3 separate regions of the Homo sapiens genome follow, and regions 1 and 2 are each linked to region 3. A link is a contact called in ENCODE Hi-C or POLR2A ChIA-PET data. All regions are on one chromosome and are shown on one strand. The core of a region is the stretch at or near the end of the contact, and the rest is flanking DNA. Distances in the headings are between cores, read along the strand shown.

What was found. A loop is a pair of places that touch in the nucleus more often than their neighbours do. ChIA-PET counts read pairs that join two places held with the same protein, here RNA polymerase II (POLR2A). Pooled maps may share reads with other maps.
Region 1: a loop to region 3 is called in a pooled map, with 8 times the contacts of the local background. The contact joins the promoter of EPG5 here to the promoter of LOXHD1 in region 3. A Hi-C loop is called at or near these places in 1 of 168 maps with a recorded cell type or tissue (PC-9) and 7 of 50 pooled maps. POLR2A ChIA-PET finds 5 or more read pairs at or near these places in 1 of 52 experiments (activated T-cell).
Region 2: a loop to region 3 is called in a pooled map, with 5 times the contacts of the local background. The contact joins the promoter of PSTPIP2 here to the promoter of LOXHD1 in region 3. A Hi-C loop is called at or near these places in 4 of 50 pooled maps.

The regions. Positions count from the first base shown.
Region 1 is chr18:45,965,906-45,968,605 of GRCh38, forward strand. EPG5 (ectopic P-granules 5 autophagy tethering factor) reads right to left here and starts at 1,424. Exons shown (of 44, transcript NM_020964.3): 1 at 1,272-1,424. The coding sequence starts at 1,334. RefSeq lists an enhancer at 1,183-1,684.
Region 2 is chr18:46,070,823-46,073,522 of GRCh38, forward strand. PSTPIP2 (proline-serine-threonine phosphatase interacting protein 2) reads right to left here and starts at 1,438. Exons shown (of 15, transcript NM_024430.4): 1 at 1,334-1,438. The coding sequence starts at 1,366. RefSeq lists enhancers at 1-23, 64-123, 1,343-1,844 and silencers at 974-1,353, 1,394-1,443, 1,574-1,733.
Region 3 is chr18:46,655,960-46,658,659 of GRCh38, forward strand. LOXHD1 (lipoxygenase homology PLAT domains 1) reads right to left here and starts at 1,261. Exons shown (of 41, transcript NM_001384474.1): 1 at 945-1,261. The coding sequence starts at 1,074. RefSeq lists enhancers at 1,509-2,458, 2,269-2,318.

The DNA.
Region 1 (2,700 bases), core at 174-2,673, 690 kb before region 3:
AGCCGTGTGTGGTGGCGCATGCCTGTAATCCCAGTTACTCGGGAGGCTGAGGCAGGAGAGTCGCTTGAACCCGGGAGGCGGAGGTTGCGGTGAGCCGAGATTGCACTCCGCCGAGATTGCACTCCAGCCTGGACGACAGAGCGAGACTCCATATCAAAACAAAAACAAAAACAAAACAAAACATAGGCTGGGCGCGGTGGCTCACGCCTGTAATCTCAGCACTTTGGGAGGCCGAGGCGGGCGGATCACGAGGTCAGGAGATCGAGACCATCCTGGCTAACACGGTGAAACCCCGTCTCTACTAAAAATACAAAAAATTAGCCGGGCGTGGTGGCAGGCGCCTGTAGTCCCAGCTACTCGGGAGGGAGGCTGAGGCAGGAGAATGGCGTGAACCTGGGAGGCGGAGCTTGCAGTGAGCCGAGATCGCGCCACTGCACTCCGGCCTGGGCGACAGAGCAAGACTCTGTCTCAAAAAAAAAAAAAAAAATACATATACATATATATACACACACACATATGTATATATGTACGTATATATGTATATATGTGTACATATGTATATATGTGTATATATGTACTATAATAAAATGAAAATCCAGACTGCACTTATAAACAAATCAACTTAAAATCACTCTAATACCACATGTAGTCTAATACAGGAAACTCAGAAAATTCAAACACTTCCCTACTGTGTGAGTCCCGCCCTGGGTTAATTTCTAGCCATTCATGCCCCTTATAAACAATCAAGACAATAAGAAATAAACAGAGGCAGCACTACTATCATCTTGAACTTTCAAAGTGATCAGAAATGGCACAGCACTAGTCTACTTATAAAGTTCTGCCAAAGGTACCTTCTCCGCGTGGAGGAGGGGAACATTCCCTCTTTATGCATGGCAGGGACTAAAAATGTTCTAGGATATAAAAGAGTAAAGAGAGAGTCAACGATGGGGCTGGAAAGAGAAAAATTATTTCACGGCAGGAAACCAGACCCAGGTGAGGAAAGCCAAGAGAGCAGAAAAGGAAGAGGCCAGTGAAGTCACAGGAGGGAGAAGGAAAAATGGGGTCCTGACAGAGTGTGGCAGGGGGATATGGAGAAGGAATGGAGGAGAAGGGCCGGTGTCAACGGGTGGTGGGATCAAATATTGGAAGGTGGAGGCGGAAGATGCAGAGGGCTCAGGGAACGGGAGTAGAATTGGCTGGGGAGGCCGAAGAGAGGAGCAAGGAGACACAGCACACTGCCAGAGCCTCGGGAGGGTGGGGGAGATCCTCACCTTTGTTTTAGTCCGGCTGGCCTTGGCCTTGGCCCGGCGCTGGGGCTTCACCGCCTCGGCCATAGACCCTTCCGCGGCGCCGTCACCGTTTGTTTTTGTCAAACCCCTGCGCTTCAAGCAACCTGCCCGGTTCTGGCCTCCGGACTGTCACATGATCGAATCTCCGCCACTCCCGGAGAAGAGGCGGTGAGTCGGCGCCTCTACGGGCCGCAACGTAGGACAAACCACTCCAGGACGCATTTGCACTGGAGGAAGGCAGGCCCGCCCCCTTCCCGGAGCCCAGGCCCCACCCCTAGCCCTGGCTCCACCCGGCGCGCAGGTGTCTTGGGTTGCGCTGGACAAGGGCAGCGACCCAGGCTGACCCACCTCCTCCGTCTCCCGGCTCTGCGGAACCTCACTCAGTGCGGATCCCGGGCGCGCTCGCACACCTCACCCGCGTCGGCTTGAAGAAATCCGGAAAGTGGGTTTGCCATTCTTTTTTTTCATCTTCAGATAAACCAGATCCAGTCGGTTAGCCTAAATCCGCACTGCGCGCAAGGAAGAAACCCTGACGCCCATCGGGGTGTGCACTTCGGCGTCCTCTTTTGTAAAGGGGAATGATCACACCTGCCTTTTCGGATGTCATGAGAATTTAATGGGCTCTCCCAGAAAGGTGCCTGGTAGCGGCAGGCATGTCGGTACATGGTAGTTATTAATTATCATTACTGTACAAATTCCCAGACTGGAAAAAAGACATGTGCTCCTAAAAGGACAGGCAAACAGGTAACAAGATAAATAAGATCCGTAAAAGTATTCTTAGTATACATTTTACAGTGTGCTTCATTTGAAATTTCCAGATGTGAAAAACTTGTCCACATCTTCCCTTCCCAGCTCTAGGATTTCTGTGATTTGCTTGTATCCTTATTGTTAGTGTCTGTCAATCCTCCCAGAATGTAAGATCCTCAAAGGCAGGGTTCTTAATTTTGTTGCCTGATGTATCCAAGGGTCTTTAGAACACTGCACGTAGTAGCACATAGTAGATACTAAATAAATATTTCGTGAATCACACAAATGAGTATGAGTTTTGTCTGGCGGTGGGGTAAGATCGTTGAAATGGAGTGGGCCAGGCGCAGTGGCTCACGCCTGTAATCCCAGCACTCTGGGAGGCCGAGGCGGGTGGATCACCTGAGGTCAGGAGTTCAAGACCAGCCTGGGCAACATGGTGAAACCCCAACTCTACTAAAAATACAAAAAAGTCGCCGGGCATGGTGGTGGACGCCTGTAATTCCAGCTACTCGGGAGGCTGAGGCAGGAGAATTGAACCTGGGAGGCGGAGGTTGCAGTGAGCCGAGATCGCACCATTGCCCTCCAGCCTGGGCAACAAGAGCGAAACTCCCATCTCAAAAAAAAGAAAAGAAAAGAAAAAGAAGAAAAGGAAATGGAGTGTATG
Region 2 (2,700 bases), core at 188-2,687, 580 kb before region 3:
ATACTGTTAGTATCACGTCTGCCTCCTTCTCCTTATGTCTCCACGAACCAGTTCCTCTGCTGACTTCCTTATTTCTGGGGCCCACATCTCATTCTCCAGTTTGTATTATACAGAGCCTTTTTCCCACAGTGCCTGCCATGGGATCCCCCAGTCCTCCATTCTACCTGAAAAACTCGCAAGCCTCCCGTGAGAGCCATCTGTGGTGCCCTTGGTTCCTCTGTGAGGCTGCCACCACCCTGCACCCTAGGGTGAGTAGTGCCCCAGAAGGACCTCACAAACTCCAGTGAAGGGACTCACAGGCACAGTCTCAACTGTGTCCCTGAGGTCCCCAGCCAGGTTTCTCTACCCTGCAGCCCACGTGGGGTAGAGGGACCATCTAGGCAGCTGTGAAGCTACCTGGGTGGGTGGTGGGGGGAGGCAAGCAGGAGCCCCAGTAAGGAGTCAGGGCCCCTTGGCAGCTGCGGTCAACTTTGAGGTTTGCAGCCTCCTGCTCCTGTCTTAAAGGGATGAGGACAGCTCCTCTGAATGAGGGGGCATGGACCTTGAGGGGCACCTGGGGAGTGAGAGGACAGAGGGAAGAGGACTAGACAGAGGAGGGGGACAGGCAGACCTGCTCCCTCCAGGCTGGGCTGGCCCTACCGGGCTGGGTGGGGTACCCCCTCCAGCTTATAGGGTCTCCCACACCATCAGCCCCGCTATGGGGCCTGGACGGAAGGGCTGGGGCAATGGCCTGGGGAGGGGGCTCGGGAAACAAGGCTGTAGAACAGGGAAAGCTCCAGCAAAGGGAAGCCCTCTATGCTGTACGTTTCCTGGAAAGGACGATCCCGGGGGGCAGCTGCTGCTGTCAACCCGGTAAAGCTCACAAGCCCCCACACCAGATCCCCCCAGATCCTCTCACGGCTCAGCTCCAGGGACCGGCAGAGACTCTCCCCGGACGGGTCTCGCCTCCCTAAGGGTCTCTGCTTCGCCTGTGAGAGGAGGGGTTGATGTCCTGACTCTAAGGTGTCTCGGCTCTCTGCGTCCTCAGGAGCACGCGCTGCTGGGGGCGCGGGCGGCAGAGGGTGGGCCCTGGAGTCCGAGCCCCCGGGACTCGCGGGCACGCGGTGGGTAGCGGGGGACAGAGAGGGAACAGCAGCCCGGCGTCCGCTCCAAGTCTGCCCCTCGAGCAGTGGGGCTGGGGCCCCGATCCCTTCACGCGCGAGCTCCGCCAAGCCCCCGGGCGCGCGGTCACCGAGTGGCGCCGGAGCTGGGGAGCCCCCCACGCCCGCCGCGTTGGCCTCCCGCCCGGGCCGGGTCCTGAGCCCCGCGATCCGCTGTCGGCCCCACGACTTACCCAAAAGTTTCCCTTGAACAGTGAGCGCGTCATCGCAGCGCGAGTGGGGGCGCGGAGGAGAGCCGGGCCGCAGGTAGCACAGAGCGGGGAGGCCTGACTGCCACTGCCCGCGGCTCCGCAGACTCAACTTCTGCGTTCCACACTCGCGCAGGGAAGCCGCCCCCGGGTCCTAAACCACTCCCGATTGCGACGGCCGCCGTCGGCGCTCTGCGCTCCCTGCGCGAGACCTGGGCGGGACCCTCGGCGCTCACCCGGCCAGGGGCTGCAGCCCGCACCCGGACCCAGGCCCATTTAAAGCCCCACAGCGTCGGGCCACGATCAATATATCAGCCCGAAGCTAGCTGCCTCCTTCTGGAAGTCTTTGGGTATTGGAAATAACTGGTCCTGGCTTGGGTTCCTGCCCACAAGGCCCCCTGGACAGCACGAAATCCAGGCTCTGCGGGGTGATAGACGGGATCTGATCAGATGGTCGCGAGGACCCGGTTTAAGCTACAGAAGGCCTGGGGCCGACAACTCCCGCAGACGCCTTGGCTTCACGGCGGGCCCCACCGGCACCTGCTGCAGATCAGGCCCTGGGGGACGGTTCATTTTTTATTTTACTTTTTGTTGTTGCAGGTGTTTTTAATGAATGGGGTCACGTTTTAGTCTAAAATGTCATGGAGAGGTCATCTCTGCTGTTTCCCCTTGACTCTAGTCACTTGGTGGTGTCCTAACAGGGCTTCCAGGAGCTCAGCCGCTCTCTGACTCCCTTTCCATTCTCAAAAGGCAAGACCCTTCCCTGCCCATTCCACCCCAGCAAGAGGGGCCCAAGATTCCTTCTTCTCCCTCCACTCTTCCACCCTCACAAATAAAACCCCAGGGCAGGTCAGACCCCTCTCTGCATTGTAGTAGATTGGTACAAAAGTAATTGCGGTTTTTGCCATGACTTTTAATAGTAATGCAGGGCTTATGACAAAGTACTGCCTGGTGCGACAGGCCCGAAGCCCAACCTGAGGCCCAGAGGGGTTGAATGGCTTGCCCAAGATCACAGTTTATTTAAGGGATGAAGAGCTCAAGGTTAGAGCTCTGCCCTTCTAAATAGATGCAAAGACAGACATCCTTCCTGGGGCAGATCCATCCTGGGCAGAGGAATAGGTGCTCAAAGTGGGGAGGATAAAGGTCAAGGTTGCCAAGACTGGCACCAGCCCAGCCTGGAGAAGCAAGCACTCACCCCTGGAGCAGGTTCTAGCTACACCCAGACACAGTGAAAGGGCAATTGCTAGAATTATGTGAAGCACCTGGAACAAGTTCTGCTCCATAAAACTGCAGCCAGCCCCACTCAGATGAACTCCCACCAATAAAGTCATCCACAACTGCAAAGATGGAGA
Region 3 (2,700 bases), core at 11-2,510:
AGGGAGAAAGGGGAAGACAAACAAGGCCATGGGCAGGCACAGAGCACACATTCAATAAATACTTGCTGAATGAATGAATGAGTGAATGCATGGATGACTATGGCGCTTACGGGGACTGGTGAGCCACTTTGGAGTCAGCATTGAGAATTTAAATGGCTTCAGAGACTAGGCAGGCAGCACTGATGAGTAAACCAGACCTAGTATGAGATGACAGGGAGTGGTGGAGACTGTGATAAGCTGGACGTCCACAGCCTATTGGCATTCACAGAAAAAAGGATTTCAAAACGCTGGAAAGGAAAAAAACAACTTAAACTCTGCTGGCCAAAACCAGCTCTAGGGTCACAGTTCACTTCTTTGGTTTACCTGGCAAGGAGTTAGAGCAATTTCAAGCAGGTCTCATGTGGCCCAGGGAAAGATGAGACTAGAAGGACAAGGCCCTGGGGTCCAGAGCACCGGCCGCCTTCGACATATGGGATGGACATCTCCTTGCAAAGCCCCAGGCTCCCTGTCTCCATCAACCACAGTGGGCATAGGATGAGCTGTCAGGCTTCCTCCCCAAGACATCCTTTCATGACCCCAGCAGTTCAGGGCGCTCTGCCTGATGCAGACCACCTACTCGGGGACCAGACTGGAACGTGGCTTTGGGGATGTTCAGGAGCTGGAGAACATGGGGCCATGGGGGCACTGTGGCTCTAGTCTATTCTGTTCCACTGAGAATCGGGGGCTAAAGGCAAGTTGCTCCACCTGTCTGTACAACAGGGACCCCACCATCCCTGCATAATGCCTGCCTTCTTACTCCGAGGGGATATGGAACAGACACATGGGATAATCAGTGAGGAAGGGCTTGCTCCGAAATCTTAGAATGACTCCCCATAGACAGGAACAGACCCCTGCCCACCGCAGCCAGCTGCACCACCCGCCCCCCGCAGGCTGGGACCCCGCACCTCTGGCCTTGTAGTACTCGTGTTCCAGCTCCCCCTCGTCGTCCTCCGAGGCGTAGTTCAGCAGCTCCGCTTCGTACAGGGCCAGGAAGTCGATGTCCTTCTTCCTCCGCCTTTTCTTCTGGGGCATCATTCTGTCGGCTGCCTTCTCCCAGCGCTCGCAGGCTCACTGTGCCGCCTCCTCACACCTGCGGGAACCTGAGACCTCCTCCCTGAGCTCTGGCGCCCACGGCCCTCCTATAGCTCAGGCCTGGGTGGGCCAGAGTGCCCCGTTTTCTTGGCTTCCCCGTGCCCAAGGTGCTGTTCCCTCTGCCTTCTCTGGCTCCTGAGCTGAACCTCAGTGCCTTATCTCTGAACCTCCTGTCCCTGTCCCCTCCCACCACCCTCTGGTGAGCCACCTCCTCCTCCTCTGTACCTGCCCCGGGGCTTCTCTTTGGGCCTCATCACTTATTCATGGCGCTGAGGGCAGGCTGACTTCCTTCCTCTCTCCCCTCCCCACCAGCCCTCTCTCCTCCCTATGGAGAATCAGGTGACACGGAGCCCTTGAAGTCCATTTCCCACCTGGCCTCACAGCCAGGGGGTCACCTGGGATCCCTCCAGGCCACCCCAGGGACAGGTGAGGGCTCCTCACCCAGGAGATCTCCCAAGCCTTACAGCCCACACGGGACCCTCCTGAGGAAGGCGGGGCCCCGGAATCAGCCAGGCTCCCAGGACTCAAAGGCCCCCGTTTCTCTCCATTATTCATGACCTCTGATCGTCTTACGGAGCAGGCGGGGTTCTCGCTGGATCCTTCTCGTTCTCTCTCTCTGCTTCCATCTCATCAAGACTGCGGGCTTCCGGAAGTGGCCTCTGGGCACGAGGAAAGCTAGGGCACCAGAAAACTCTCCCCGCTCCCCCTGCCAGGTGAGCTTTATATGCACTAAAGTTTAAACATCATCGTAGCCGATGCCCTCCCAGGTGAACTCACTAACTAGATCAGCTCACCACCTGGACTCACGGGAGGGCATCAGCAAGCTCCTACCCCAGGGCGCACAGCCCGGGCTGCACACCAGAAGCCCCCAGAGAGGTGTTGAACGCTAATGCGTGGGTCCCATCCCCAAGGATTCTGATTTGCTTGGTTTGGGACGCAGCTTGGGCCCCAGTTTTTAAAGCTCCTGGTGACTTTCATGTGCAGCCATGTTGAGGGTCCCTGAATCGCTTCTCAGGTAACTTAGGTGTGCTAACAGGAGTCCTCTAGAAGCAACACGTGTGATTTTGTCCTCTAAGCCAAAATAGTGACTCTAAAGGGGAATTTCAGGTGGAGAGGAAGAGAGGATTTGGAGCGGACGCCTGAGGAGCAGTCGGCACTCACAGGCCTCCCCGGCAGCCTGGGGCAGCTTTGGTCCTGCCCTGCTCTTTGGAGCCATCCAAATCTTCCACTAGGGGGAGGCATCTCTAACCCCGAACGTTCCTACCCAGGAAAGATCAACCTCCCCTCTTCCCCTATTCAGCTGAGGGGCCGCCCTTGAAGCAGCTCAAAGTCCTCTGAGGACCAGGAGTGAAGTTTAATGGTGGGTGGCGCGCGCCCCCTTCTGGCAATATGTGGTTTACACACCTGGATTCTTCAGGAAGAGACCTTCCTTAAGGATCTCTAGGAATCTACTAAGAAAACTCATTTTACACGAGTACCCATTCAGGGAAAAGATAATAAAACGTTTCTTAGAATTTTTTTTGAGACGGAGTCTCCCTCTGTCGCCCAGGCTGGAGTGCAGTGGTGTGA